Linked DNA regions of Homo sapiens: region 1 is linked to region 2. A link is a loop called in an ENCODE intact Hi-C map of the cell type or tissue named here. Cell type or tissue: IMR-90. All regions are shown on one strand. Links, peaks and the distances in the headings refer to the core of each region. The heading gives the core; the rest is flanking DNA. Region 1 has its middle 100 kb from the start of HIVEP1. Region 2 overlaps ADTRP (androgen dependent TFPI regulating protein).

The links. A loop is a pair of places that touch in the nucleus more often than their neighbours do. Peaks named below come from ENCODE experiments on the same cell type or tissue, not always from the same donor. Only the 100,000 strongest peaks of a DNase experiment are listed, where the experiment ranks them.
Region 1: it touches region 2 in a loop (2.3-fold over the local background); 2 of 110 quality-filtered maps call a loop at or near these places.

Annotation. Positions count from the first base shown.
Region 1 is chr6:11,899,561-11,917,104 of GRCh38, forward strand. No RefSeq gene overlaps it. Among named protein-coding and RNA genes, the nearest start is that of HIVEP1, 100 kb to the right of the region's middle. RefSeq lists a silencer at 1,176-1,470. In IMR-90, for the core only: no CTCF peak of the experiment used is centred there; a DNase peak (open chromatin) is centred at 10,501.
Region 2 is chr6:11,763,125-11,778,224 of GRCh38, forward strand. It overlaps ADTRP (androgen dependent TFPI regulating protein), which reads right to left. Exons shown (of 6, transcript NM_032744.4): 2 at 5,125-5,259; 3 at 3,150-3,251. Among named protein-coding and RNA genes, the nearest start is that of ADTRP, 8.1 kb to the right of the region's middle. RefSeq lists a silencer at 192-434 and enhancers at 6,840-7,363, 7,364-7,885, 7,772-8,066, 7,886-8,409. In IMR-90, for the core only: no CTCF peak of the experiment used is centred there; DNase peaks (open chromatin) are centred at 7,907, 8,537 and 9,487; H3K27ac peaks cover 3,146 bases.

The sequences.
Region 1 (17,544 bases), core at 6,933-14,932, 140 kb after region 2:
AAATAGATTTTATTTGCATAAATTTACAGGGTACATGTGCACATTTGTTACATGAATATATTGTGTAGTGGTGAAAGAAAATAGACATTTCTTGCAAAGCAGGTTTACTGACAACAAATTCCTTTAATTTTTGCTTGTCTAAGAAAGTATTCTCCTTCACTTTTGAAGGAGAATCTTACAGGGTACAAAATTCTAGGTTGGTGGGTTTTTTCCTCTAAACTCTTTGAATATTATACTCCACTCTCTTCTTGCTTGGATGGTTTCTGAGGACAAGTCAGCTGTAATTCTTATTTTCTTTTCTCTATAGGCAAGGTATTTTTTCCCCTCTGGCTTCCTTCAGGATTTTTTTCTTCATCTTTGATTTTTCTATAGTTTGAAAATGATATGCCTAAGTGTGTTTTTTTGGCATTTATCCTGCTTCTTATTCTATGCTCTTCCTGAAGCTGCGGTTTGGTGTTTGACACTAATTTGGGGAAATTCTCAGTCATTTTTGTATCCAATATTTCTTCCATTTATTTCCCTTTCTTCTCCTTCTGATATTCTCATTACATATATGTTACACCTTTTGTAGTTGTCCCACAGTCCCTGGATATTCTGTTTTTGTTTCTTGCAATCTTTGTTCTCTTTGCTTTTCACTTTTGGTGGTTTCCAGTGATATGTCCTCAAACTCAGAGATCCTCTCCTCAGCCAGTCCAGTCTACTAGTAAGCCCATCAAAGGGATTCTTCATTCCTCTTACAGTGTTTTTGATCTCTAACATTTATTTTTGGTCTTATCTTGGGATTTCCATTTCTCCGCTCACATTGTCCATCTGTTCTTGCATGTTATCTACTTTATCCATTACAGCCCTTAGTGTATCAATTACAATTGTTTGAAATGTCTGGCCTGATGATTCCAAAATCCCTTCCAGGTCTGGTTCTGAGGCTTCCTTGGTCTCTTCAAATTGTTGGGGTGGGGGGGTTCTACCTTTTAATATGCATTGTAATTTTTTCTTGATAGTCAGACATGATGTACTGGGTAAAAGGAACTGCTGTAAATAAGCTTTATTAATGTGTTGGGACAGGGAAAGTGTTCTATAGTCTTATGATTAAGTTTCAGTCTTTCACTCGACCTGTGTCTCAACTGTGAACTTCTCAAGTTTTTCTGTTTGTTTGTTTTTTTCTCTCCCCTTTTAGGTGGGAGAGAATGGATGGAGTGCACTGGAATTGGGTATTTTCCTTCTTTCACATGGAAGGTTAGAGTTGACCAGAGTTGGGTATGTCCCTTCCCCCAAGTCAGTTAGACTCTGACAATACCCCAGCAGGTGAGGCTATAGTTAACTAGTTTCTCCCGAGGGTAATCCTTGTTAAGAACAGATTGCTCTGGCGTAGTTTTAAATGGTTCCTTTTGCTCACCTCCTGCTGAAAGCATGAAGAGATTCTTCTCTGATATTTTCTGTGAGAATCTGATCAAGCTCCTAGAGGTGAAACTCACAAATATTTGGTAGTCGCTCTAGACTGGGTTGCTCCGGAGTTTTTAACTCTCAGGCTTGTTCGCCCTGATTCTCCAGCAATTTGTAAATTAGAGCTCAGGTTTTCCTGCCCCAGCACCGGTCCCCACAGTGGTTTCCACAGGTGAGTCTCTGCTCTGGAAGACGGTAACTCCCTGCACTTGCCTGTCTGTCTCTCCAATCGTGGGAATAACGTCCTTACCTCTCTTTCAGATCATAGAAGAGTTGTTAATGTTTCAGTATGCTCAGCTTTTAACATGCTGTTAGGGCAGACTGGCAACTTCCAAGCTTCTTATCTTACATGCAAAACTGAAAACCCTAACTTGCTTTTTCTGGTTTGATAGGTTTGTGATTTTAGTACTTTAAAAATGTCGGTGCACTGTATTCCGGCTTACGTGGTTTCTGATGAGAATTCAGTCGTTCTTATCTTGGTTGTTCTGTACATAATGTCTTTTTTCTCTGCCTGCTTTTATGATTTTTCTCTATCACTGTGTTTTAGTAATTGCATATCATGTTCTTAGTGTCATTATTTTTATGTTTATTCTACTTAAGGTTTTGGGGGCTTTTTTATATCTGTAGGTTTATAGTTTTCATCAAATTTGTAACATTTCTGACAATTTTTTGTTTAAATATTTTGACATCCTCCCCTCTGTGGCCCTGCTCCTCCAAGACGCCAAATATACATATGTTAGAATGCTTTATATCTTTCCAAAAGTCACTAAGTGTCTATTAATTTTCTCAAATGTTTTTTCTCTCTGTGATTGAGTTTGGATGGTTTCTCTTGCTGTGTTTTCAAGTCCACTGATTTTTATTTTTAGGAGAAGGACAAGTTTAATTAGTTCCTTCCAGTGAATGTTTTAAGATGAAGTTTTACATATATATATATGTATATGTGTGTGTGTATATATATGTATATATATATGTATACACACACATATACATATATATATACACACACACACACGTATATATATACACACACACACATATAGAAGTTCCATTTGGGCCTTTTAAAAAAGTTCTTGTCTGCTAATTCCATCAATTCTGTCATTTCTTGGTCTGATTTTATTGTGTTTATTTGTTTTGGGGCTTTTGTGTTGTTATGGGTCATACTTTCTTGGTTCATTGCATGCCTCTTAAGTTTTGGTTAGATGTTAGACATTTTAGATTTTTACATTTTTGAGTTTGGAATTTTGTTTTCTTTCTGTAAAGAGTGCTGGACTTTGCTGTGGCATGTTGTTAAAACTTTTTGCCCATCTGTTCTATATGTTTATGTTCTTTATAAGCAAATTTTGGATCAGGTATGGAGTGGCTTTTACTCTAGGGCTAATTAAGTCATTGTACTAAGACAGGACTCCTCTGAGAACGTTAACAAATAACCCTTGCCTTATGAGGTCTCTACTTTCTGGCTGGTGATAAAGCAATTTTTTCTCAATGTGAATGAACTCTGGGAAGCATTTGGCTTACTCTTTTCTAGTGGTTCTTTCCTTGGCCTCATGGAGTTTGAACACCACCCAGGTGTTGGCGGGAACTCAATGAGAGACTCTAGCAGAATGCTCTGCAGATCTCTGGAGATGCTCATGTGTGCAGTTCTTCTTCTTGATACTCGGACTCACAAATTCTAGTCACCTCAGCCTTCTGGAACACTGAGTTCTGCCTCCTCCACTCACTATAACTGGCTGGTTCTGTTGGGGTTTCCCCTCTCTGCAGTGAAGTCACATACACTTACAACAGTTAGCTTCTATCCTATTGGCCAGAATTTAATAATGTGAAAACACCTAGGTATATAAAATACTGAGAAATGTTTTTATTTTGGGTGGGCCCAGCTCAGCTAAAACTCAGGAGGTCTAATTTTGAGAAACAAGGGAAAAACAAATACTTACAGATTAACAGCAATCTTTTACATAAAAATTTTCCACCCCCAAGTGAAAATAAGTAGCAGTTTCACTTTTTCAAAGGCTTTAGACTATTTTGTTTCCTAGAAATATATTTATTTTCATTAATAGATTATTGGGTCTGACCTCCAACTCAGATAAAACCATTGGATTCCATTTTTTATTATCCCTATGAGTTCTATCCTAAGAATATGAAATAATTCAAGATTCCATTAAGTCAGGCACAAATTACCCTTTAATTATATTAGTAGTCTATCATCAAAAGTCTTTAGAGTGGGCCGGGCGCGGTGGCTCACGCCTGTAATCCCAGCACTTTGGGAGGCCGAGGCGGGCAGATCACGAGGTCAGGAGATCGAGACCATCCCGGCTAAAACGGTGAAACCCCGTCTCTACTAAAAATACAAAAAATTAGCCGGGCGTAGTGGCGGGCGCCTGTAGTCCCAGCTACTTGGGAGGCTGAGGCAGGAGAATGGCGTGAACCCGGGAGGCGGAGCTTGCAGTGAGCCGAGATCCCACCACTGCACTCCAGCCTGGGCGACAGAGCGAGACTCCGTCTCAAAAAAAAAAAAAAAAAAAGTCTTTAGAGTGAAAAGGAAAATACATGAATGTATAATAAAAGCCAAGAAAATGTAAAACTATTCATTCTGGGTAGGAGTTGCAGGCTTCTCTGAGTTCAGAGATATTTATGTAAGATGTGCTTAGAAGAACAATGTCTTTTTAAGCTTTGCATCCCATGACATATTAACAGTAAAATTTAAAAGGGACTCAGTAATCAGCAAAATGACTTATATGAGAATGTTCACAACTTGTTTCATACTAACCGAAACCTGGAAATGGTCCAGGATGGATCCATAGGTGAATGGATTAGTTGTAATATATGCATACAAGGGTATATGCATACTCATCAATAAAAAGAAACAAACTATTGATACATGCAACAACATGGATATGTCTCAAAAGCATTATGCTGGATGAAACATGTTTTATACAAAACAGTACATGCTGGCTTTACTAATATCAGTGGCTGATTCCACTAATATCAAGCTCTGGAAATAGCAAAATTAATCTATGGTGGAAAAAAGGTAAAACAGTCTCTGCGGGTGGGGGAAGGAATTGACTTGGAAGAGACATGAGGAAACTCTAAGGGGAGATGGTAATGTTTTATATCTTAATCATAGTTTTGGTTATACAGGTGTGACCATTGGTCAGAACTCAGTGACTGTACGTTTCAAACTTATGCATTTGATTATTTTATATCAAAAGAAGAAAATGTATATTGATATTGAACTCTAGTTAATATTATGTCTGCTGAAATACTTAGAAGGAAGTACATTTATGTCTACAATTTCCTTTAAAATGCATGAAAATAATGAGTTGATTGGAGGACAGAGGGATGGATGGATGCCTGCATAGTAAAATGTTAATAGTAGAGTCTTGGTGGTGTGTATATGAGTGTTCACTGTACAAGTCTTTTAATATTGCAGTTAAAAATTTTTTAAATAAATATTGAGAGGAAAAAGCGAGTGTGAGGGTAGCTTTGAGGCAAATGTCTGGATAGAATTTTTAGCCAGAATAACTTCAGTAAACTAGGATGGTATTCGTCTTCTTTAAAGTGTATGACTCTCTTAGCCTGGAGGGAAAAAAGGTATAGAAAGGTTTACACAGTCAAAACCACAGTTTAATATTTACAGATTGAGAAGGATTCTGTGTATATTTAGTATTTCATATTGATGTAATGTTTAAGAGAATGTGACCTAATAGAATGACAATCTCATAACTCCAATTTGAAACATGTAAATAAGTAACTGAGATAGACTTCTGTTTTTTTTTAACTTCTATTTTAGGTTCAGGGGTACATGTGAAGGTTTGTTACATAGGTAAATTCATGTCACGGGGGTTTGTTGTACAGATTATTTCATCACCATACTGGGCTTAGGTATTAAGCCCAGTTCCTAATAGTTATCTTTTATGCTCCTCCCGCTCCTCCCACCCTCCACCCTCAAGTAGATCCCAGTGTCTGTTGTTACCTTCTTTGTGTCCATGAGTTCTCATCATTTAGTTCCCACTTACAAGTCAGAACGTGCAGTATTTGGTTTTTTGCGCCTGCATTAGTTTGCTAAGGATAATGGCCTCCAGCTCCATCCATGTTCCTGCAAAAGACATGATCTCATTTTTTTTATGGCTGCATCGTATTCCATGGTATGTATGTACCACATTTTCTTTATCCAATCTGTCATTGATGGGCATTTAGGTTGACTCCATGACTTTGCTATTGTGAACATTGCTGAAATGAATGTTCATGTGCAAGTGTCTTTATAGTAGAATAATTCATATTCCTTGGGGTATATAGCCAGTTATGAGATTGCTGGTTCAAATGGTAATTCTGCTTTTAGCTCTTTGAGGAATCGGCATACTGCTTTCCACAATGGTTGAAGTAATTCACACTCCCAATAACAGTGCATTAGTGTTCCTTTTCTCCACAACCTCGCTAGCATCAGTTATTTTTTGGCTTTTTAGTAATAGCCATTCTGACTGGTGTGAGATGGTATCTCATTATGATTTTGATTTGCATTTCTCTAATGATGAGTGATATTGAGCTTTTTTCATACGCTTGTTGCCTGCATGTATGTCTTCTATTGAAAAGTGTCTTTTCATGTCCTTTGCCCACTTTTTAATGGGGTTCTTTGTTTTTTTCTCATACATTTGTATAAGTTTCTTATAGATGTTGGGTATTAGACCTTTGTCAGATGTATAGCTTGCAAATATTTTATCCCATTCTAGTTCTTTGAAGAAAGTTATTGGTAGTTTGATAGCAATAGCACTGAATCTGTACATTGCTTTGAGCAGTATGGACATTTTAATGATATTGATTCTTCCTATCTATGAGCATCGGATGCTTTTCCATTTGTGTCTTCTCTGATTTCTTTGAGCAGTGTTTTGTAACTCTCATTGTAGACTTCTGATTTTAAACTAAAATCTTACTAAGTTTAGTTTAGTATTGGAAATTTTACAATATATAAGACTTAAATGCTCAGAAAGATTTTGTTGTTGTTGAGAAAATTGAAATACATGTCCTATAAAACTAAATTAAACGTGTCAAATTTATAAACAAAATTTTAAACGTTTGAAGGTTTAAACATTTTAGCAAAATCTGTAAATATGACCAAACTGAATTTAAAAACCCCTTAAAAATAACTGATAAAATTTACTAGACTTAAAAATAGAGTAAGATTTGTAAGCTAAATTGAAAGCCTATGAATTGCATTTTTTTAAAACTGCCTTCAAGTTTTTCAAAAAGCTCATATCAATAGAAAGAAGCTTCACTACCAAAATATTTTTCAGGGAATATTTTGGATCACAGAGGTAGGCTGAAATAGCGAGCTTTCCAACAGATTTTTTAACGTTCATAGAAAATATCAACCCAATCATCAGCTAGGCTATTTTCTAAAGTATATAGAACTACATGTAATAAGCAAAATATTCCAGGACTCTTTTGAGGAGTTTAACAATATAGCTAACTTCAAAATCACTGCTACTCAATGTTAGCAAAAGTTCAGGGAGAGAAGCACTATTTACCAAATGTTGCCTAAAGTATATGCAATTCATCCATTTCTCCAAGTAACCTAAACCTTCTACAGAATTAAGCCAGACCATCAGAAAGCTGGTCTCCATTCTCCTTGTCCTTCCCATTTAACACCACAGAACTTCTTTTTTTTGGCGGGGGGGGGGTGGGAATAGCCTTGTTTATTCTTTTTTTTTTATTATACTTTAAGTTCTAGGGTACATGTGCACAACGTGCAGGTTTGTTACATATGTATACATGTGCCATGTTGGTGTGCTGCACCCATTAACTCATCATTTACATTAGGTATATCTCCTAATGCTATCCCTCTCCCTTCCCCCAACCCCACGACAGGCCCCGGTGTGTGATGTTCCCCTTCCTGTGTCCAAGTGTTCTCATTGTTCAGTTCCCACCTATGAGTGAGAACATGTGGTGTTTGGTTTTTTGTCCTTGTGATAGTTTGCTGAGAATGATGGTTTCCAGCTTCATCCATGTCCCTACAAAGGACATGAACTCATCCTTTTTTAGGCTGCATAGTATTCCATGGAGTATATGTGCCACGTTTTCTTAATCCAGTCTATCATTGATGGACATTTGGGTTGGTTCCAAGTCTTTGCTATTGTGAATACTGCAGCAATAAACCTATGTGTGCATGTGTCTTTATAGCAGCATGATTTAAATCCTTTGGGTATACACCCAGTAATGGGATGGCTGGGTCAAATGGTATTTCTACTTCTAGATCCTTGAGGAATCGCCACACTGTCTTCCACAATGGTTGAACGAGTTTACCATCCCACCAACAGTGTAAAAGTGTTCCTATTTGTCCACATCCTCTCCAGCACCTGTTGTTTCCTGACTTTTTAATTATCTCCATTCTAACTGAACACCATAGAACTTCTTTGAATAGACTTTTTTTTCAAGACTGTGGCATCAACCTGCATGCATTGCGTTGTGGGAAACAAATCTATGAAATTTGATGTTGGACACACTCTTGATTAACTGAGGACTCCATTCACTGCATCACACAGGGTCTTCTTGCCAGAGACCCACAGGAGGAAATTTGCTGGGGACATAGTACCAGGGAAAGTTGTGTCTTGACCTTAATTATTTTATGAATCAGATAAATAATCATTACATCATCTTTCTCTGTATTGGCTGCTAGAAACCTCAGAGACACATCCATGGACTTCTACAAACTATGGTGATTCTCATGGCCCACATATTATAGATTGAGCTCTCCTTTGACTTGGCTTGACTTGACTTTTTCAACTTATTTTTATTTCACTAAATCATGTTTACTTATTTTTATCTTGTGTTATTTTGTATTAATAGGTATACATAAGTATATATGCTGTAAGTCTGTAAATCACTCTTAGAATGATTAATGGAACACAGTAACTCCTAACTGTATTGTTCATCAGCAAAAGCGAAATTTCAAAACCAAAGGGAAGCAATGCAGACAGAGATGAGACAGAGGACCCTACATGACAGCTGAAAGTAGGTTAAAAAAAAACCTATAAAAAAGATACACTGTTTTTAATTGTCTTCTGAAAAAAGTTTGGAAGGTGGGAGGTTGAGGGAGCAGGGAATATGTGAAAATTCGATAAACTCCTTTCACACAATAACAACTTATTATTTTGTGCACGTTTCATGTTTCAAAATATCTACAGAAATGCCAATTTATATTTTCTGGAGTTTGAGGTACAGACAACCTTTAGTTATTATAAATCCTATCTCTTGCTAAATTTAAATTAATTCCACATTTGCTCAGGGAGGTCAAGACCAAGTCACAGTGCTGAGTCCTCAGTATATAATCCTTGGTTTCAGTCCTCACCTCTTTTGTGCAGGAAAAATCTGTGGTAGTTCTTGCTCTTTCAGTGTTCAGAAGTGTTTCAATATGTTCTAAAGCACACTCATTGCTATGAGAAAAAAATTTCATCATACATTATTTCTAGTGGACAGTCAAGGCTTTGTGTCCTCAGTAGACCACATATGTTGCACGCTGTTTGCTAAACAGACTTTCCTCTGGAAAATCACAGCCATCCCCATCAGTCCATATGCTTCCAGATGGAGATGAGTCCTCTCCCAGCCCCAGTGATGGGATATCCCTGGCCTTTAAGCCAATTAGCAAACCTGATACCCCTAGCCATAGTGATTGGTTCATATTACACAGCCAGTAATACATATTGGCAAGTCTGCTGGGAAAGATAGAAAGCAAGTATTCTCTCTCTTCAGCTAGATTTAATGATGTGAGAATTTAACATTTGTAGCTGCTTTAACCATCTGGAGAAAGCCTGGATCTACTGGGAGCACCACATATAGCCTGGCTTACAGCTAACCCAAAAGAGAAAGAGGGCCTTGGGAGAGAACAAAGTGACATACTTAAACCCTGAAGCAGATCGTGCCTGAGGCTACCTTTGCCCATAAACAATTCCAGGTAATTGAGTCAATACATTTATTTTTGCTTAAACCAATTTTGAATGGGTATTTCTGCCAATAGTGTACCACCTAAAGATATCCAGAGTTAAATTTAATTTTGCCTTCTTGCCTACCATTGGCAAATAGAAAAAAAAGTTTATTTTCTTTTTCTCTGTATCTCTTCTATCAATGTACATATACCATACTTGTGTGCATTACTTCCTTCATTCTTATATCTCCTACCCTTTCAAAACGGTGAGCTGGAAGTATGCAATTTTTTTTCTCTCAAGTAATTCTTTCTTGACAGTGAGATTCAGGCAGTTATTTGAAGGCTGCTAAGAACAGGTGAGGACTTATGCATAAGCCTGCTGGCTGAAAATAAAATAAAGCATGCTGAAGTCCTTCTCACATTTCTTTCTTTCTTTCTTTTTTTTTTTTTTGAGACAGAGTCTCACTACATCACCCAGGCTGGAGTGCAGTGGCATGATCATGGCTCACTGTGGCCTCAACCTTCCCGGCTCAAACGATCTCACATTTCTTAAATTGCTCTTACCAAGGCTTTAAAAGTCCACCATATGGGAGACCATGATCCATTCTGCAGCAAGTCTAGACCCCTACAGTTCAGAGTTAGCAAAGTGTGGTCCAAGGTTCCTTGGCATCAGCATCGCCTGGGGTGCCTGGGACAAAGCAGTTCACTGGCTTTCTCCCGGCCTAGAAACCCTAATCTGTAGGAGCCTGGCCTGCTAATCTCAGTTCTAATAAATTCCCCAAGTGATTCACATGCACGGTAATGTTAGAGAATTCTAACATTACCTTGCAGCGATGCTTGCAGTATTGCTGCAGTAGCTTCATCCTGTCAACAGCGGCGACATGAAAATTACTTCCGTAATAGTTTTCTATCACTGTGAAAAATCCATCCCCCTCATTTATGGGTAATGTAGCTGCTTTTAAATGTAAAATTACAGTAATGGGAGAATTTTAACTGGTTGGAATTGAATGAAATGCAAGGAACACTGAAGGAATTTCAAAAACACTTTGCACTGAATCATTTATTTTGAATGTCTTTCTTTATCTAAATCAATTGTTCTTAACCTCGGCTTTATGTCAGCTTCTTCGAATACTGCTGTCTAGGCCACATGCCAGAATGATGAATTCAGAATCTCTAAAGATGAGAGTTAGTCATTAGTGTTGGAACTATGGCTAGTCAAAGCCCATAGAGAAGACTATTTTCATGATTCTAGAGGCGAAATTCATTATTATGAAGACACCAGACCTGAGAATAACCCCAAAGAATATAAAACTCCATTGAATGGGAGATCCTGGTCTATCTCCACTACTGTAATTCCTACTATCGTCTCCAGAATATCTCTTCACTTCTGTATACCTTTTCAAATCCAATTTTTCTGAGATTATTATGGCAGATTTCAGAGCTAATTAAGATATCAATTTCCCAAGACCATAATCACATCAGAAACAGGTTTACATTTTTAAAGATTTACCATGCCCTCATCCGGTTACATTCATATCACAGAAATATACAGTTGACCCTTGGGACTAGGATTGGGAGCACCCATCTCCCACTAAGTCAAAAATTCACATGTATCTTTTGACTCCCCCAAAACTTAACTACTAATAGCCTACTGTTGAATGGAAGCCTTACCAATAGCACAGTCAATTAACACATATTTCGTATGTTATATATATTTTATACTATATTCTTAAAGTAAATTAGAGAAAAGAAAATGTTATTAAGAAAACATATTTACTATTCAGGGGTAAGGTGTGGTGGCTCATGCCTGTAATCTCAACTTTGGGAGGCCAAAGCAGGTGGATCACTTGAGGTCAGGAGTTCAAGACCACTCTGCACAACATGATGACACCGCCTCTCTACTAAAAAAATTAGCTGGGCATGGTGGTGGACACCTGTAATCCCGGCTACTCAAGAGGCTGAGGCAGGAAAATCACTTGAACCTGGGAAGTGGAGGTTGCAGTGAGCTGAGATTGAGCTGCTGCACTCCAGCCTGGGTGACAGAGAGAGATTCTCTCTCTCTCTCTCTCTCTATCTATCTATAACCCATTCATTAAGTGGAAGTGGATCATCACAGGTTTTCACCCTTATTATCTTCACATTGAGTAGGCTGAGGAGGAGGAGGGAGAGGAAGAGTTGATCTTGCTCTCTCAGAGATGGCAGAAGTGGAAGAAAATCTACGTATAACTGGACCCACACAATTCAACTCGTTTTGTTCAAGGTCATCTGTACGTACAGGCAGTCCCTGACTTAGATGGTTTGATATACAATTCTCCAACTTTACAGTGGTACGAAAGCAACACACATTAAGTAGCAACCTTACTTCAAGTACCCACACAACCATTCTTTTTTTCACTTTCAGTACAGTATTCAATAAATTACATTATGTATTCAATATTTTATTATAAGAGGCTTTTTGTTAAATTATTTTGCCCAACTGTACATTAATATAAGTGTTCTGAGCACATTTAACATAGGCTAGGCTAAGCTATAATGTTCAGTAAGTTAGGTGTATTAAATCCATTCCTGGCATGATATTTTCATCTTATGGTGGGTTTATTGGGATGTAATCCCATTGTAAGTCAACAGCATTTATATTTTTTAATTCACTATACCCACTTTAGCAAACAAAAACCAGAGGAAATGAGCCAGTTTTTCACATAGCCATTTCAAGAGGCTGAGGATGTTAGATGGATAAGATCTCTGTCAAAGACCTAATGGCTTTAATGAGCTCAGCAATGTAAAAGTATGTGGGCAAAAATTGCTCAGAATGCACTAGTTCCTTTTTCCTGATGTCAGAATACCACAGCCTTATAGCAGAGCTGTGGCTTGATTAATCGATTCAGAATGATTCCTGTTGAGCAACTGTCTTTTTGAAGGGAATGCCAGTGCAATCTGCTAACAACTGTCACTTTATATTAAGTATGAATTATGCTGTATAATGGGTTCAGGTGCTCATATAAATTGACTGTCATAAAATCCTTATGTGTGATGTTTCAGTAAAATTATCCATTCAGATGATGAAAACAAAGGAGTGGAATAGGACAAGACTATAAAGGTGTTATCCTTCCCACTGTTCATGAGAAAAACACGGTCCAAAATTACTACTGCTTTATTGTTCACCCAGCTCGGTAATTAGCAGCCCCCTCCCCCTAAAATTTTTGGGCACAGAGATGATGTTATGAGAAAAGACAAGATAGAAAACTCTCACACACTGTTGGTGTGGATTGATTACAACCAATCATTGTGTATCAAAATATGTATTAAGGTGTAGTACTGCATAGCCTTTGACCCAGTAATTTTCACTTCCAGGTATTTAGCCCTAGGAGATAATACCACAAGTTCAAAAAAGTTTATGCATAAGAGCCTTTATTATAGCATTGTTTAGATCAGTAAAAATTGAGAAACAACAAATGTTTATAGCAAAGTGTTGTGTATAGCAGGGGTCCCCAACCCTGGGGGCCACAGACCAATACCAGTTAGGAATGGGCTCACACAGCAGGAGGTGGGTGGCAAGCGAGCATTATGGCCTGAGCTCCGCTTCCTGTCAGATCAGTGGTGGCATTAGATTCTCATAAGAGTGACAACCCTATTGTGAACTATGCATGCGAGGAATCTAGGTTGCACGCTCCTTATGAGAATCTAATGCCTGATGATCTGAAGTGGAACAGTCTCATCCCAAAACCATCCTCTGCCCCCTTCTGGTCTGTGGAAAAATTGTCTTCCATGAAACCTGTCCCTGGTGCCAAAAAGGTTGGGGACGGTGGTAGAACATGTATGTGATGGTATTATGAAAACACTAAAAATGATTAATAACTATGGTAAATGTATTCACACGGAAAGATGCTCAATACATTTAATTGACTACAAATAAAGTTTATAGAACAGTATATATGGTAATGCTCATTTGTGTAAAATTTTATACATGTATCTACATGTGAATATAAAATAATATCCAAAAGAATGGCCGTTAAAATTTTAATGGTAGAATCTAGAGTGATTTCTACTTTTTTCATTACTTTTCTCTGTTGCTTGAATTTCTATAATGAACACTCAGCAATTCTGCAAAAACAATAAAGCTATTTAAAAAGAAATGAATATGATAAGAAACTTTATATGATTACAAATGAGGCGGAGGAATTTGAAAAGGTTCTAACGATTACACCTCCATTCAGAGATGATGATAATGACAATGATGGATGAATTGTATAATAATCTTATATGATAGCAAAAACATTAATTTACAATTATTAGGAGTAGCATTAGGCACTTAGCACTGTAGTAACAATAGTAATAAATGGACTTGGAACTGAAATTAAATAAACAAGCATGAAAGCATTTGCAAGCATATCGCATGGGGAGATTGAGGCCATTCTGTTGGGGAAATACGACATGACATCTGAGAATTGCAATGTCAGAGTAACAAGCAGGGTTTAACACAATTCAGGAGAGTTTGTCTTGGCGTAGGAAGAGCTTTTGAGAGGAAATGAATGTGAGAGGTGAATTTAGAAGTGTGAGGTAGACAGCTTGTTGGAGAGGAAGTCAAATAGAATATTTCATAGAGCCCAAAGTAAGGAAGATGAACATTTTTGCCTCGGGATTTCCAAAGAATAAATGTGAAATGTGTCTCCATTCTGTGGTCATGGCCAAAGTCTGCAGCCTAGCTCTGTCAGCCAGTCATACTTTCCTTCAAACGCTTTGGCAGGTACATTGTATAGAAACTACTGGAGAGAGATCCCTCATCACCAGAAATACCACGTAAGTGAAACCTTCGGGAAGCCTCTGCTATCTCTTTCAGACCACAAAGCTATTACTGAAGGCACAGCTAAAGCACTTAAAGGAATGTTTTGTTATTACCATATAACAGTCTTACAAGTAGGCCGAATCTCTTTCTGTTTAAATGTTATTTTGAAGGCATCAACCATTTCATTCCTTCCCCAGCAGTCCTTTGCTAGAGCCTGAAATCCCTTTAAATATCCGTTTTTGGGGGGTATGATATTATTGCATCTCTAAACGAGGGTCAACAAAACAGCTCTTTATCAGCCAGTAATGACTCAGCATGGTTTCTTTGATTAGAGAATCAGAATAACTCCCTTATCCATAGTTTTGCCTTCTGCAGTTTCAGTTACCCATGGGCATCTGCAGTCAGAAAATATTAAATGGAAAATTCCAGAAATAAACAATTCATAAGTTTTAAATTGCTTGCTGTTCTGAGTAGCATGATGAGATCTCACTCTGGACCACTGGGACGTGAATCCCCCCTTGGTCTAGTGGGTCCACCCTGTATACGCTACCCACCCACAAGTCATTTAGTAGCCATCTAGGTCAGTGGTTCCCAACCTTTTTAGCACCATGGTCCGATTTCGTGGAAGACAATTTTTCCACACAATAGGCTTCAAGCTCCTAGGAGAATCTAATGCCGCCACTGATCTGACAGGAGGTGGAGCTCAGGCAGTAATGCTCACTTGCCCGCCACTCACCTCCTGCTGTGCAGCCTGGTTCCTAACAGACCAGACTGGTACCGGTCTGTGACCCAGGGGGTTGGGGGCCCCGGTCTAGGTGATCTGATCTAAAAGATAGTGTATATAGGGTTCGATACTATCTGCGGTTTTCGGCATCTCCTGGAGATCTTGGAACATATTTCCGTGGATAATGGAGTCTGCTAAACCAAGGAAATGGGATACAATTAAGATATTTTGGTGGAGCTGGAGGCCAGTCCTGTACGGGGAACTAGAGTGGGAGGCAAGTACAGCCAAGAGTATTTTTTATGAAATACAATCTTTTAATATATAAAATCTATTTTAATTTAATATGTATATAATCTTGTTCAAATGTCAAAAATAGACAAATGAGTTTAGCAACTCAGACCTAAGCACAACACTCATCACAGGGTGTTGCTGTTTATTTCTTATATTATTATAGTTGTGATTATTTATTCTCTGCCTTCCCCTCCAATGAATAAGCTCCACGCAGGTTGGATTCCATTCATCGTGCTCACCTCTGCACCTGCTGCAGAGTGCACCTGCCACAAAGTAGGTGCTCAGTGGAATTCAATGAGTGACAGTAGAATGAATGGCAGCCTGGGCAAAAAAGAGAGCAAATATTCAAGAAGTGGGAGGAGTTGGGAGAAAGAAGTTGGTGGAAAGAGGGGCCCCAAGGTAGAATAACCTACTTTTGGGTTTCACCTACCTGGTATAAACATATGTATATATTATCCTGATTTTGTAAAGAAACAGTTTCTTTCTTTCCTCTATTTTTCCTACCATTCAACTTTTATAAGACAATTGAATTTTCTCTACAAAAAGCAAATAAATTACATTTACAGAGTAGAATTCAAAAGGTAAAGGTCAAAGAAAATATGAGGCTATTTAATAATGGTGGTTCTTAGCTTTTCTTTTAGATGTGTATCAGCATATATAAGTTTTTAAAATATTCCTCTTCTTTTCTTATTTTTTTACCTCAAAATTTTGTTATAGTAAGTATTTTAACAGTTTATTTCCTATGTGTCAATATTATAGGTATCAGTTTTTGGGGATTTTTTGTTTGTTTGTTTTGAGATGGAGTCTCTCTCTGTCACCCAGGCTGGCGTGCAATGGCAGAATCTTGGCTCACTGCAGCTTCTGCCTCCTGGATTCAAGTGATTCTCCTGCCTCAGCCTCCTGAGTAGGCAGGATTACAGGCGCCCACCACCACACCCGGCTAATTTTTGTATTTTTAGTAGAGACAGCGTTTCACCACATTGGTCAGGCTGGTCTCAAACTCCTGACCTCGTGATCCGCCTGCCTTGGCCTCCCAAAGTGCTGGGATTACAGGCATGAGCCACCACACCTGGCCTCTATCAGTTTTTTCTATACTTCAAATACTGTTTTTCTATAGCACATCTTTATTCCCTGCTATAATACCTGTCAAATGACTTGTGGGGAGGGGGGAGGTATGAGAAGGAAGCGACAACAGTTATCCCTGTCATTAATCACCCCTTCCCAAAATACAGACATTCATTTAATTAACAAATACTTATTAAATGCCTACTACTATATGCTCTGGCACCTGGGGACACAGCTGGGGACAAACAAAGTCCCTGAGAGCTAACATCCCAATCCACTTGCAGCTAGTTTTCTCAGGATTGAGATTTATTTCTTATATAAAAGCTTGCTGAAATATTGACAATTATTTACGGATAGTACAATTGGGTTTTATTTACATTTCACATTGCAGAGATTAAAACAATAAAACAAAACCCTGTCATCAGCATCACAGGCAGCAGTTGTTAGTCATCATGCACTGGATGGGAGATACTTTTTTTTCTTTTTTTTTTTTTTTTTTGAGACAGGGTCTCACTCTGTCACCCAGGCTGGAGTACAGTGGCATGATCACAGCTCACTGCAATCTCGGCCTCCTGGGCTCAAGTGATCTCCCCTCCTCAGCCTCCTAAGTAGCTGGGACACAGGTTGTGCCACCACACCCAGCTAATTTTTTTTCTTTTTCTTTCTTTGTAGAGATGGGGGGTCTCACTATGTTGCTGCAGCTGGTCTCAAACTCCTGGCTTCAAGTGAACCTCACACTTCAGCCTCCCAAAGTCCTGGGATTACAGGTGTGAGCCACCTCACCCGGCCAAGATATGCTTTCTAACCTAAAGATGAGTAAGAGCAGAGTTTGTAGTGAATCTCCAGAGCCTCGTGGTAGAGTGACTTGCAGTGCTGTTTCCAAGATGGGGGTGTTAAAGAGGACGCACCCCATGTACCAGTTCCCAGGATGCCATTCAGGGGAGAGAAGGAGATGTGGATGCCATTCCTTCTTTTACGTGCCTCACCCCTAGCCACAGAGTTTATCCTGAGGGCCGTAAGATCAGGGAAAAGAACTAGGTGTTCTGATTCCCTCATCTTCCCCCATTCCCACTCACAGCTTTCAACTGACTGGAAATATGAGATCTTCACATTTGTGCCTTAAATATTCCTGATCCCTCATGCCTAGGTTTGTGTTCCCCCAGAAGCAGACCCTGAGGAAAGGCTTTGAGTTCAAGAGGTTTATTTGGGAGTGATCTCAAGAAGCATGGCTGAGGGAGGGAAGAAATCAGGCAGGAAAGGCAGGGCAGCGAGTTCCCACGCTTGCGTCTGCTGCGGAGCCAGTGCATGGCACGCTCCGCAACCTAGTCC
Region 2 (15,100 bases), core at 4,322-12,321:
TCTATTTAGTCTGAATACACAACAAAGGCAGGAAAATGTCTGTTAGAGACACAATGTGCTTAGAACAGTCCTGCTGCAATGACAAGTTTCCAATGAGCTGCAAGGGTTGAGCTGGGAGCAGTCCAAAGACTTGATTAATCATGAAGGTCCTACAACCACACTGTGTCCAAGGGGAGAGTGGTATTTCTTACTTTGACAGATACTACTCATAACAACTGGGGCAGCATCATAAATGGCAATGGGGAAAATATTCCAAAGCTAAGGCTAAAATAGCAAACACAGGGAGTGTTGAGAAATGAAAGAAGCTTTCAGGACAGCATGGCACTGGCGATGGAAGGCAATTGTTCTTCTACTGTGGAAAGGAAAAAGGAGCTGTACAGGGGACAGGGCCAGCCCCATGCAGAGGCACCTAGTACCAAATGCCCAGCCGGACTGCCCGTCATTACTCTGGCTGCCATAGTGGTGATTTCCCAGAATTGTATTCCTTCCTTTGGACTGTCATGGACAGGCACTGGCAAAATGTGGGAAATGTTAACAAACTGACACAGTAGCAGCCATTTCTACCATGAGTTCACACTAGTATTTAAGAACTTGGCAGAGAACATTCCTTGAGGCAATAGGCCAAGAACATTTAATAGTGAGGACAGAAAATGTCCAGAACAAGGAACACAGTCTAGAAGACAGAGATGAGATATACTTATTAGGACACTTAATTTGGAGCAGACACCAAAAGAAGGCAGGAAGTTTGGGAATGACTGTGTTAGGGACACCTGAGGCCAATTTTGCTGATACCAACATTTTTCCTAAGATGGATCTGTTGAGAGTTTCTTCAATCAAACTAAGAGAAACACAGAAACATCTGTATATGACCTGGGGTAGCTTCCTCCTCCTCTTCTCTCCTTGTCACCATTGTTCCACTTCCTTTGACCCTTGCTCCTTTTCTCTGAGGGATTCAGGTTACTTGAATGACCAAAGGGCAAGGGGCAAGGTCCACAGCACCCCTCAGCTTGTGAGGCACAAAAATATTTAAGCATCTCCGTTGCACAGTATCTGCCTTGCTAATTAGCTCACGGATGTGATGTATGTTATCCAGCTCTCTGCTTCCAAAATTATCACAAATCCATATGGCTGTTTATTTAGCAAGGTCACAAATATTGGACACCATCATCATAACTATTTGAAAGAAATCCAACTTTACATCAACCCTGAAGTGGGGGGGAGATGGTAGTCATTGTGAAAAAAGCTACAAGATGAGCACACAAACCTTGAGAAGATGTTTGCTAGGTGCATTTGGCACCACATAAAAGATACTTATAAGACTCTGCTTTGTTATTATTTTAGTAACAGCTAGCTCAGCCAGTAGTTTCAAATCTCTTCATTTTCTTAGAATTTTGGTTTAGTAGCATACAGATGAGGATTCTTTTTTTTTTTTTAAGTAAGAATTCACACTTTGCTGTATTGATCAAGCAAAGCGAGGTCCTTTTGATTGCCTGGTGAATTAGGAAACAAAACCAGATCGAATCACAAGTTCTGGACTTACTGCAGCAAAAGGCAACGAAGGGTGCATTAGCCTCGGATTTCCATCCTAGCTGTGCCTCCTATGAGTTCAGTGGCCTCAGGCACATCACTTATCCTCTCTGAGCTTTTATTTTATCTTATTTTTTCATTTGTAAAAATCAGGATTATAGTAGTTCTCTAAAGAAGGCTGTGTGAATTAAATGAGCCCATACCTGAAAAACATGCTTTGGACAATATAAAGTACCATTTCTTAAAAAAAAAAAAAAAAAAAAAAAGCAGGAATATTCACTACATCAGTGTCTCAGATTAACATTCATGGGAAACTGGGAAGGTGAAGAGTTTGACAAGAAAAAGTTGAGAGGAGGAGGGTTCCTGAGAGGTCAGACTTACGTAAGGTAGTTCTGGTCCTGAACTCCAAAAGAGTTCAGAGCTGTGGTCTATTAGTCAGTCAATCATCAATAACTGACTGAGCACAAAATTTAAGCTGAAATTAGTTTTTTTCTGGAGACTGGGGCTTGTGGCAGGGGCAGTGTTAGTGGACTGAGTTGCTTTTCTGAGTTGGTCATCTTGTGAGTTTTAAGACCATGGAAAGATGGGCAAGAGTGAGGGTGGAAGAAAGTCTGTGAGTGAACTTTTGAGGAGTCTTGACATGCCACTTCCTTGTGCCTTTCCCCTGGTTTGTTTTTTTTTTTTTTTTTTTTTGAGGCAGAGTTTCACTCTTGTTGCCCAGGCTGAAGTGCAATGGTGCGATCTTGGCTCACTGCAACCTCCGCCTCCCAGGTTCAAGCGATTCTCCTGCCTCAGCCTCCTGTGTAGCTGGGATTACAGGAGCGTGCCACCACACCCGGCTATCCCCTGGGTATTTAAATGTCATTACCTTCACAGAATCTGAGACCTTTTTATAATCTCCTGGTTGATGTGGAGATACATTTGTAAGTATTGAGAAGCTGAGTTAGGTATTTGAACAATTACTTTGTTCACATTGTGCCGATGATTCAGTTATCCTCCTCCAACCGAGACCTGGCAACCTCATGCCAGCCTTGCTTGTTTGGGTCCCTGTTACTGATATTCAGGTTCCAGTGACCTAAAAATCTCAGAACAGCCTCTGTTTACTATTCGGCCTCTCCAAAACACAAGCCTGAATAAAAAACCAAATGGAAATGTATTCCTAGAAATATGTAAATGTTAATCCCATTTGTGATGCAGAATCGTGACAAAGTGTGTTACTTAAGTAGCTGCTGCTCAGCTATGAGATATTCTTTGGATGTTGGGGTGGGCTTTTTTTTTAAAGCTTACTTCATTCCATCCACACATCGGAAGTTTATGACATATTTGCAGAAGTCACTTCTCTTTCAGGCCTGTCCTCTCAGAACTGTGTGTCTTTTCAAAGACTTCCTAAGCAACATGGCAGACTCTCACCTGGACATCTCCTGTGTTCTCAGTAGACTCACTGTAATTATAGCACTGGCTTGTGTTCATTTCATACCTTCAATATGCCCTTTAAATAAACAGTGATGAGGTAGATTGGATGCTGGGAATTGAGACATTTGGAAACATAGATAAGGCACTGTGGAGTTTTCAGTACAGAGGCTATTGGTGTTCTGAGTTCACTGAATTTTCCCCTCACTCACCATTGCATGATTCAGCCACACGGGGATGACAGTATCTAGGACCTTGGGGTAAATGAGATCTCGATTGTAGAGAAAGAGGATCCAGAATGCCAAAAATACAAACTGGAAAATAAAACACAAAAAATAGCATCATTAGGCTTGTTTTTAATCAGAGCTTTCTAAGATAATCAAGGAAACACAGCTAAATAAAAACAGACAACCATTTTAAAGATATCTTACATATACATTATAGGAATGTAGTACATATACATTACAGTAATTCTACAATAAGCATTCTTCCCTTTATTTCATTGCTATATCTGCTCTTTCTGGGGATTCCTCAATGTGCCAGAGAGTTAGAGATCAATTATTTGTCATCGTGGCAGGCAGAGAAGATATGAATAAACAGGATTCCCAGACCATTAGTCATTTATTTTAACCAATAACTTCTTTTTCTAAACTTTCACCAGGAATGCTGAGAGTAGGCACATGGAGTAGCTTGAGTCATACACGTTCCTTGTCCACCCTCTAAATAGGCATGGCTAGGGGAAGCAGGAAGCCTGAGAACCATAAGTGCCAATCTCCCTGGAAAATGCACAAGCTAGCTGACTGAGGGCTGGATCTCCCTGGTGCTCAGAACTTTGAATTGATCTCCTCTTGTACTCCTTGCCTCTCTTGTCAAAGCATCTATCCTCTATGCTACGAAGTCAACGCATAGATAAGGAAGTTAAAAACTATTAAACTTCTGATCTTCCTATCTTCTGACATTTCACACACTCCATTTCTAAGCCTCAAAAAATAAACAGACTTCACTGTTGATTTTAAAAACTTGGCTATAGCCAGACTTGGTGGCTCATGCCTGTAATCCTAGCACTTTGGGAGGCCAAGGCAGGCAGATCACTTGAGTTCAGGAGTTCGAGATCAGCCTGGGCGACATGGCAAAACCATGTCTCTACCAAAAATACAAAAAAGTAGCCAGGTGAGACAGGAGGATCACTTGAGCCTGGGAGGTTGAGGCTGCAGTGAATCGAGATCACACCACTGCACCCCAGTCTGGGCAACAGAGTGAGACTTTATCTCAAACCCCTCCCCTACCCCCCAAAACCAAAAAGCTTGGTCATTAGAAGATTTTACGTGGGCAGAGGTAGAGGTATCCTGCAAAGTAATAGGTATCCTTGCTTTGTTATCAGAGAACTCACTAGGGCTTGGAGAGTTGCATTTTGCATTTAAATTAAGTTCTGTACTATAGGAAGCAGGACAATGACAGGTAGAAGAAGGTAGTCATTTCTAATTATAGGCCCTGCTGGGCAGCCAGCATGCCTGATCTCTGTTTATTTCCATTCTAGCTAACGAATGGAAAACATGAACAATGTCATAGAAATGTGGATGGCATCAGCATACCAGCTTACTGTCCCTGCCATATGTCTCACTTCTTCCTGACATCCATCCACTCAGCAACATGAATGAGGCACCCACTGTGTACCCCACACCAGGCTGTCTTTCTCTCCTCGGTTGTCTTTTCCATGTGCCACCTTTGAAGGTCTCATATCTCTTTTCAAAAAAAAAATTATTTGATGGTTTTCCACTTGCAGAAGTAACATATACTTATCGTAGCAAGTGAAACAAGATGTATAAAAGGGGAAAATTCGTCATCTCCCTCCCCAGGGCTCTCCATTCCCATCACCCTGATGGAACCAAGGTTGTCTCAGTTGTATTTTGATTAAGAAAGGTCTTTCAAACTTCCCCATTAGACGGCAATAAGGACCTTGTACCAAGCCTTTGCAGAGGTACAAAAGCTAGTGATAAAGCTGATCACTAATGTGCCATATTTCCTAAAGACACTGGGCAATGTGGCGCAGTCCTCAGACAGGACATTGTTGTAAATGCAGTGGGTGTGGTTTCCAATTATGGGCTCCCAAACAGCTTGGCTGCCCAGGAGAAGCGTCTGTCCATATGCACATTTCTGTTAGATTATGTACACATCTTTGAAACTTACCGTGGATACAGGAAAAGCCAGAGTGGTGAAAAGCAGGTCTCTGAAGGCAGTTAGGAACTTAATGTCTTTTCCCCCTTTGGTTCTTTTCAGCACATCATCCAGGCAGGTGACCCCGTAGAAAATGGTCTGCAAGAGCTAAATCCATTACAACAAATGAGGGCATTTTCATTTACTTTAATTAATACCTTCTTCACTGATGGAAAACTCCATCCCTCTGAGAGTAATGTGGCTTTGAGAGGGAGAGGGCTGTTGGGTTGTTTTGGTTGAGAGCCAATTCAAGGGCTGGGCTTCCAGCTCATTGGGTCCTGACCCTGCTCGCTAAGACTGATTGAGCAAATTTGTTTAGGGGACAATAATGTGTACAGTATTTAGTGTAATGGACTTGAGCTAACATGGAAACAAAATAAAGAGTCAGCCTAAAAGGGGAATGTAAGGAGATGGATACCTTGACGGCACAGAGGTTGGAAGAACCAAATAAACAGCTCAAAGGCAAAGAGGCAGATACAGGGTGGACAGAGTCAGGAGTCTTCCTGGGAAGGAAAATTAGGAAAAATGCCTAGTGCTGAAATCTCACTAGAGAAACTGGAATCAGGTCAAGAGGACCACCACGAATCTCTGTGCTCTCCCAAGAAAGGCACACAAAAGGGTGCCTTGCTCAGCCGAAGAAGAGCCGGTGCACTTTCTTCCTTAAATAGGGCACCTGCAGGCCTCACCGAGACAATCTGGCCGTGGCAGCAATTTAAATCCAAGGGGATAGAGCAAGCCATGAGCGCTGGTGGGTTACTAAGTGCTGTGTGGCCCCCAAAGCCAGGAGAAAGAGAAGGAGGGTATTTTTCAAGAAAGTAATACGATATGGAAGGCAAGCTTTGTACATTCTTGTTGCTTTGTACAGTTCTGTGGTTTCTCATTTAAGAACTGGTAGGTCATGAAGATATGGAGTTTGGGGGGTGGGGTTAAGTTAGGCTTGCGACAGAATCCATCCAAATCCTTGAAAGCCCTGGACTGGTACAAGAGGGGTGGTCTGGACTCTGCTTTTAGGGTATAAGTCAGGAAGGTTCTAGAGCCTGGGGAGCTGGGCTGGGGATTGATCAAGGTGGCTGTTGGGGAACAATCTTTGAGCTCTGGACTCTAGGAAAGACCTAGCAAAGTCAGCCACATGCTGCTCCTGGGCTGAGGGCGTAGGCAGGAAATGATACAGAGGTGGGTCAGACCAGCTACACCCATCACCCAGGAGCTTGTTAGAAATGCAGGACCTCCATCCTATCCCAGACTACGGAATCAAAATCTCTGGAAATGGGGTCCAAGAGTTTGTTTTTTAAGAAGCTTCTCCAGAGCTTGTTAAAGATTGTTTATCTGGGTGGGATGAGGGGAGAAATTGAAAAACTACCTATTGGGTACTAAGCTGATTACCCGGGTCACAAAATAATCTATACTTATATAACAAACCTGCAAATGTACCCTTGAATGTAAAATAAAAGTTAAAAAAAAAAAAGAAATTTTTGGCCAACCTTATTAAGATACACTTTACAGAATATAAAATATAGATTTTAAATGTAGAAAAAGATTATTTAATCTTTATGTAGGCTAAAGCTAGAACCACTGAATGAGACCCAAGTTTAGCCCTCAAAAATCTTACTACTCAAAGCTATAAAGCGGACTTTTATTCATTACTTGGTATGTGCCAGGCACTGAACTGTGTTTCATTCTCATAACAACCTTACGAGCCAAGTCCTATCATTAGACTCCCCCGCCCACCACCATTTTACAAACGAGGAAACAAACCTGCCTAAAGCTTCCTGGCTGGTAGATGTCAAACCCAGCAGTCCTGTTCTTGAGCTAGACTTCGAAAAAATAAAAAAAATTATCAGGTTTCTGAGCGTAGTTCAGATAAAGCATTGTGGGAGGTCAGAAGAGAGACAATTATCTCCAGGTGGGAGAATGAACGACCACTTCACAAACCACCGCTGCCTGGTTCCCACCCCCAGAGATTCTAATGTAATCAGTCTGGGGCTAGGGCCTAGGGGTTGGGATTTTTAAAATCCTCCCAGGTGATTCTAATCACGGGCAGCTGAGGCTGAGAACCACCTGCCTGGAGGAACTTCCGTTTGGAAATTCAGACCCTGCAGTCTCAAGAGAGGCGGGGCTGGGGAGATGCAGGCTGTTGAGCCCTCCTGTGGAACAAGATTGCAGGAAAGGGAGAGAGGAGAGGGGAGAACAGAAAAGCAGGCAGCAGACAGCAGGGAAAGGTCCTTGTCTAAGGGACAGGAAGGGAAAGGGACATAAAGGTACTAAAGAACGGCCGGGGGTAGAAGAGCCAGAAGATAGGAAATCATGGGCCCTGGGGTGGAGGAGCTTTCGAACCAGAAAGGGGTGTCCCAGGGAGGGGTGGGGCAACAGCTTTAAATGGCAGGAAGGGGTTGCCACCCTAATACTTCTCATTATTGCTGGTGATTTTGACATTCACACCCTCAGGGCTGCAGAATTTGGATGTGTAGTCATTTGCACAGGGAGTTGGGAGAAGTTCCCTCCTCTCTCCCTCCCCCACCAGTAGCCTCGCCTCACCCTGGTTTCACTTCCAGCCGCTCAGGCCGCAGCAGGCCAGGCTGCTGCTGTAGTTAGGAAGAGCAGGCACAGGCTTGGGCCCAGGGGAAGAGGCCTGCGCTGTTCTATCAGCAGGGCAATTAATCCCATCCTGAGCCTGGGCCAGGCCTTCCCTCTCTGGGGAGAGGCCGCCTCCGCCCGGCGTGTGAAGTCCATGTGACCTGCTTTCCTCAGGCTGGAGCTTCCTAGAGTCATCGTGAGTCAAGCTCCTCCTGACTTTCTCCTGCCTCTCCCAGTCACAGGATGTGGAAATCGGATTGGGGGAAAGAACGCATTACTCAGATCCTCCGGGCCTTCTCCATCAATAAAAACTTGCTTTACACCTCCAACTTGTCAATCCCCTCTCCCTCTCCACCCCAGCTCACGGTTACTTCTCAGGCTTATGGCACACGGGCCTCTCTAGGTGCCCACGGTGTGTGCCAGGCAGCCCTGTCGCCATCGAGCTTACTCAACATTGAGGCGTCTTTGTCCGAATTCACCACAAGCAGGTGGAACCCCCGCGTGGGGGCTCAGGAGGGAGGCACTAGGGAGCCGCCAAGGAAAAGAAACCTGCAAGAGCTGGGGCGTGAAGGGGCTGCCAGGAGCAGCTGGGGCACACGGAGAGCGAGAGAGCCTCTCCCAGGCTCCATGGGGAGGCTTCCAGGAGGGCAGCAGGGACAGGTGTGGATCAGCCCATCCCACCCGAACGGTCTGCTTATTCTCCAAAGACGATGCAATGTTTATAAAACTCAGGATGAGCTTGACTCACGATAACAGACGGAGCGATCAGGGGAGGCAATGTTAGCTGTTATGGGCTAATTTATATCCCCCACCAACCACCACCAAATTCATATGTCGAAATCCTAACCTCCAGGACCTCAGAATATGACTGTATTAAAGTGGTGATGAAGTTAAAATGAGGTCACGATGGTGCACCCTAATTCACTATGACTGGTGTCCTTATCAGAAAGGGAGATGAGGACTACAGACACACACAGAGGGAAGACCACGTGAGGGCACAGGGAGAAGGCGGCCATCTGCAAGCCAAGGACAGAGGCCTCAGGAGAAACCGACCTTGCCCACATCTTCAACTTCCAGCCTCCAGAACTATGAGAAAATCAATTTCTGTTGTGTAAGCCCAGTCCATGGTAGTTTGTTACGGCAGCCCTAGGAAACTATACAGTAGCATTAAAATATGATCGCCACAACTGGTCTTCTTTTGAGACTCTTACAACAAAATTACTATCATTTACATTTCACAGCTATTTTGGCCGCCCAGAAAAGCCCAGACGTAACGGCATCTACTTATTCTAAGTTTATTTCAGACCTGCTGCTCCCTGATTTATCCTTTCTCCTGGTTCTTCCCTAATTCTGTTCCCACTGCGTGTTCCGTGCCTTTTCCTGAAATGCTGCTTCTGAGTTCGTTAGCTGTCTTTTGTTTCTGTTGCTAGCTGACAAACTAACACCTGCGACAAAGCTGAATTGACACTTTTAAATAACTAATGCAATTCAAAAAACTGCAGTTAAAGGATATTTAGTTTTTACATTCATGTGTTTTCACAAACCCACAAAAATCTTCAAATCGTGGAAGCTTAGCCTTTCCAAGTCATCAAGCTTATCTCTTGCCTTTAAGCCAGAGCCCTCTCTCTTTAAACTACCTTAGGAAATGAGAATTTCTTCTATTTAAAAAGTAATTCCAGGGAGGGAGATTCCACAAGTTTCCTGAGCAAGACATTACAAGTCTTATTGGATGAGTCAAGTAATCCAACACCTAACTCAGGACTGTGCCTGACTCAGCCAGGCGGGACTTTCTTATTTCTCTCCTTTGAAATGATGCAAGAATTTGCGGTGGAAGACTACACCAGAAGAAAACAGCAATTGGGGGCTGTGATGAGTCCTTTATATAACAGTGGTGGTTGTGTTTGGGGCAGGTACTTTGCCAAGTATATCTGTATTCGTATGGAATATAGGATTTCTGTCATCATTCATACACATTTAACTTAAGAAACTGAGATTAAAGGATGCAATAAAGAACACAGGAGGAGAAAGAATGTGCAGAACCACAGTTTGGAATAATGAAGAGAAAAATGAGACCAAGAGCATCAAGGGACAGGTTGGAAAGAAGTACCAGAATGCTTGGCCAATGTCGCATAGCTGAGGACAACGGGCTTCAGTACAGCAGTAGGGTGGCTGTGGGATAAAACACCTTCATGATGGGATGGCCTCATGCCTGTTAGAACCATGTTCTGGTCATTCACTCATTCAACCAACATTCACGGAATGTCAGTTAGGTACAGAAATTGTCGGTGAGGTATCAGAACATAATACAGGCCAGGGAAAGCTCTGTGTTAGTGTCTTTATCTGGAATTAGGAAAAGAAGAAGTGGAAGAAGATGATGAGGAGAAGGGGGAGGAGGAAGAGGAGGGAGAGAAACCTTTTCTGTATGTTTGGTATTTTACACGATGCAGGTCAGGTTCCGTGGGAAACAATCTGAGATTCTGAGATGTGCCTGCAGGATGTTCACTGAAGAACGCTCTCAGACATCTATGAGAGGCAAAAAGGGAGAAGGATTGAAGTGGGGGAGGCTAAGTGCTGGGCAGTTGCATGGAATCAGCTGATCCCTTGAGGAGCTCTGAGCTGAGCTGCTCGTTCAGAGCTGTCCGGGAGTGCAGCATTTGCACCCCATATTGGATGCCAGTTATGGCAGGCAGCAACGCCAGGGAGGGACCTAAACCTTGGTCGAGGCAGCTCCCTTCTGCTGAGGGCAATTCTGGGAGGGGATCTCAGCTTTGCACCATCAGCAGCCAACACTCCTGAGAGCTGGGGACTGAGTACCTCAGCGCTGGGGAGGTATGAGGATCTGGGTGCCTTATCAGAGTATCCACTGCACATGAGAAAACTGAAGCACAGAGAAGTTAGGCAAGTCACTCAAAATCACACAGCAAGTGAGCACAGCCAGTGTTCTGGTTTCAGAAGCCAGGTCTTCAATCACTCATCTCTATACTGCGTCCAAAGAACCTACCAAAATGCTGTCATAGTTACTTGCTCAATAATTTATAGCTGCTTTATTTTGGGTGCTGGTGGTGACTATCACATAGTTCTCTCAGTCCTTACCCTTTCAGCTATTGAAGTGCATCTTTGTGAGGCAGAAATAGTTAAGTGTATTTCTGACTCCACGTTGCTGAAGAGTGCCATAGGGGTTGGGTGCGGTGGCTCACGCCTGTAATCCCAGCACTTTGGGAGGCCAAGGCAGGCGGATCACAAGGTCAGGAGTTTGAGACCAACCTGGCCAACATGGTGCAACCCCATCTCTACTAAAAATACAAAAAAAATTAGCCAGGCATGGTGGTGCATGCTGTAGTCCCAGCTACTGAGGAGGCTGAGGCAGGAGAATTACCTGAACCCAGGAGGCAGAGGTTGCAGTGAGCCAAGATTGTGCCACTGCACTCCAGCCTGGGGGAACAGAGAGAGATTCCATCTCAAAAATAAATAAATAAATAAATAAATAAATAGTGCCATAGATTATTACTTAAGGTTGGTCCCCCAAGTGTTGAAGTGGGTGCCATACTATAAATTCAACCCCATCTTCTCACTGTTCACAGGCTGCCTTGAAGTTTAGACCCATAGAGGCCTCCCAGCTCCTCTGTTCCCCCAGCCCCAGGCCAGCAACCCCAAGGACTTATGTGGTATTGCCACTGTTGTCATCATGAGAAGTTGAGGGTGATGACGACGGAGCTGCCTGGGGCTTGGGCAACTTATGAAAAGGGAGGGAAAGGTCATGCTTCTGTTGTTGAAGGGGGTGTCAGGGGCGTGGGGAGGGAGGGGCCCACTCAGAATCTCCCCTGGAGATCCCAGTTATGTGGCCCCACCTCTAACAATGTTTCAGAAGGAAGCTTATCTTTAAAAAGAGGAAACCCTAATAAACTGAATGAATTCTGCGAGCCAAGCTGTGGCTGCTGAGCCTTGCCCTAAACCCCCTAGCTCATATTCTCTGGGATTAGGGACAGTCCCTGGATGGAAATGGGGTGGACAGAGAGCAAGGGACATAGCATTTGTGGAGGACTCAGGCACTGGATGATCTGAGCCAACCTAAGCTGCTTGAGGACACCCATGGCACTGCCTTGGTCTCACGCCTAGCCTCTGGGGTTCCCCATTCTGCATGGCTGTCTGCTGGAGCCTGCAGACTCTACCACCAGGACGGCCTGGTGCCTGCGGGCAGCTACAGCAGGGAGAGCAGTGGCTCGACAGTGGTCCTTCTCCAGCTGGGAAGATGGGGCATGCAGCTCGGGGAGGGAGAAATAGTAGCCATGAAGGGGAAGGGGGTGGATGACTCCTGCTGGCCTCCACCCCGCAACAACCTAGGTGCTCAGTGAGGAGACTGATGTTCTACTAAGTCACCCTCCTGCATCACCTTCTCTACCCAGAGAAGTTCACCATCACCTCCCCATCTTCTCTCCCCACTGTCCACTGCCTAACACCCTGCTGACGCCATTCTGAGCGCTTCCCACCTGTCAGATCATTTCTCCCCCATGGCTACCCTATGGTTAGGTACTATTTTTATTTCTATTTGACAGACGTGGAAATGAAAGACACAAAGAAGTGCCTAGCCCAGGGTCTCGGGGGCAGTAAGCAGTGGGACTGAGGTACCATCCCAGAGATCGCAATTGTAACCATTGTGAAATACCACCTCTCCCTCCCAGCAGGGAATCAGTGGCCCCTTCACTGAGGTCAGTTTACTCTCTTATTAGGCAGAGACTCCCATCTGTCCTCTCCTACCTTCACTCTCCTTAGTCAGAAATGGGTCACCCTGACCAATTCTCAATGGCACCTTAGCCACTACCACCAACCCCAGGGGAGTAGCTCAGTGCAACTCGTGTCTGTCTCCTGTCTCCTGTCTGTCTCCCCTTCCAGTCCCCTGGGATAGCTTCAAGGGGAACTGGGGCAATGCTCACAGTGCCAACTGGCACAAAAGGGGGCTTTGCTCTTACAAAGGGGACAAAAATGATACTCAGCCAATTAGAAATTCAAGCTGTTTACGAGGAGGGGTGTAAATTTTCTGGTAATCAGGACTGGATACTAACTTCCCCAAGGTGAGGTAAAATAAATATAAGAATGTGAGCGTAAGTTGTGAGACCTTTATGACTTAATAAACACAACCACCAATTAATTAGTCATGAATGAACACTAATTAATCATTAGGAGACACAACCATTAATCAGCCCATGAATCTCAAGAGCTAGACATTTGCAGGTCCAATATTTCACCTTAAGCAACATATTCGAAATCTACATTAAATCGATCCTCTGAAATACACTCAACCCATCTTCACCAGTTGGGAAGCATTTCATTAGGTCACACTTTCAAGATGACTCCTAATGGAGCTCAGAAAGAAAATCACCACAGGCAAGCCCCTCTCAGCTTATTTACGAGGGCCAGAAGATACCAGAAGAGAGGGACTGCTTGAGGATGCAGAAAGGCTGAGGTCACGTCAACGTACCAAGTCGCAGCTTTTTAATATCTGGGTATCCTGTGCCAGCCACTGTGCTGAATTCAAGGTAGAAATATAGACAGTTAGGGTTGGCAAGGACCTAAGATTAAAAAAAACTTCTGTTTTGGAGCCAAAGTTTGATTGGAATGTTAAGACTCACATGGCAGGGAGAGAGGGAATTAGAAAACAATACTACATATAAATCAGCAGAGACTGAGAGATGCTGTGAAAATCAGAGAAAGGAAAAGGAAATTTGGACTGGAGTTGGTCAGCAAGGATTTGGGAGGAGTATATGTGATTCCCAATGTTCTATGAAAGAAGCAATGTGGTGGAGAGAGGTAAGTAGGCCTTTCTTCTAAGGATAGAGAGAACACCGGGCAGAGAAGTGACAGCAGGAAGCCCAAGGACCAATACTAGTGAGACGCAGTCCTTACTGCAGAAGAGACCAGCCTCCCAGGGAGAGGGAACCCGAAAGGCTGGTTGGGCAGGTGAGCTCTTGAATCGGGAGTTTGACATTGGGTCCATGAGGCAGGAGGGAGCCACTGTGGTTTCCTGAGCGGCAGGCCACACTTTTAGATCCAGGTCATGGTATTAAAAAACAAACCAAAACCAGTGCTTTGAGAAGATTAATTTGGAATCTAAGTGGCTGGATTGGACCATGAATGGACAGTAAAGAGATGATATGGTCATCCAGGTAGGCTTAATATAAGCCTGGAATGAGAGAGACAGTAGTAAGGTTGAAGAAGAAAGGATGAACTTAGTAAAAGGAAAAACTAATAGGATTTGGTAGCTGATCAATCAGGGAAGCAAAATTGGGATTAACACTAGGAAATGATAGTATCATTGACAAGATAAGAGACTTTTCTCACTCTTGGAAAATAAGGGCTCTTGGAAATGTAGGTGAGCTAGAATTAAAAAGTCAGGATCAGTTGTGTGTGTGTGTGTGTGTGTATACAAAGAGGTAAGGGAGCTAGTTAATGAGTGTGGTGATAAATCTATTCTTAGCCACACATAGTGTGAGGTAGGACATTCATACTGGAATTGGATTTTATTAGAAAGTCAGTCCTAACTACAGACACACTTCCCTTTTAGTGGACTGTTTTTCATAGAAAGCCAATAGAGACACAAACCTTAGGGGTGTGTGTGTATGCGCGTGTGTGTGTGTGGTTTTTTGTTGTTGTTGTTTACTGTGGCACTGCTAGTTATACAAAAAACATTTTTTGTTTTGTTTCTGTTTGTTTTTCTCATAAAATTCCATGATTGAAACAAGTAGTCACCTTGAAGTTTTCAAAGACACTAGAGCTGTGTTCAGGGTTCCAATTTTTCAGGCCCAAATCAAGAGGCCACTAACCAACCAGTGAGGAGGAAGCAGCCACTTTGGGCCTCTTTGATTTTAACTCTCTCCATTTCCACGTCCTTAGCATTTCAGAGTGTCACAGTTTCTGACCACATACATTCTCCGCTTGTCAAATGAGGATTACAATTCTGAAAACAGATGTTTATGTGGCACCCAAGATTTTAGTCAAAAACCTCAAATATTAATTCACATCCCCAAATGATTCCCCATTATTAGCTTTTAACTTTAAAAGTATTTTTTTAAGCTATTCCTCAAAGTATTTTTCATAATCTGCTTTTCTCCCATTCATTCACACTTCATCAGAATGCAGTCAGCCAGGTTAGGAAGACAAGAAAGGAGTAAGTCATAAGATTGGTTTTTAAATAGTTGAAAATGTGTATTTGCCATTCGGTTGGGTGATTTGTCCTTTAAGATGGAGCCTGAACCTATAAAAAATTGAGGTGGGAGCTGAACATGGCAAAATGTGTTTGCTTTTCTTAGATAAATCTGTTAGTCTGTGTGTGCTGTAAAATGGCATTATTCCTTCATTGGAAATTACACTTCCTACACAC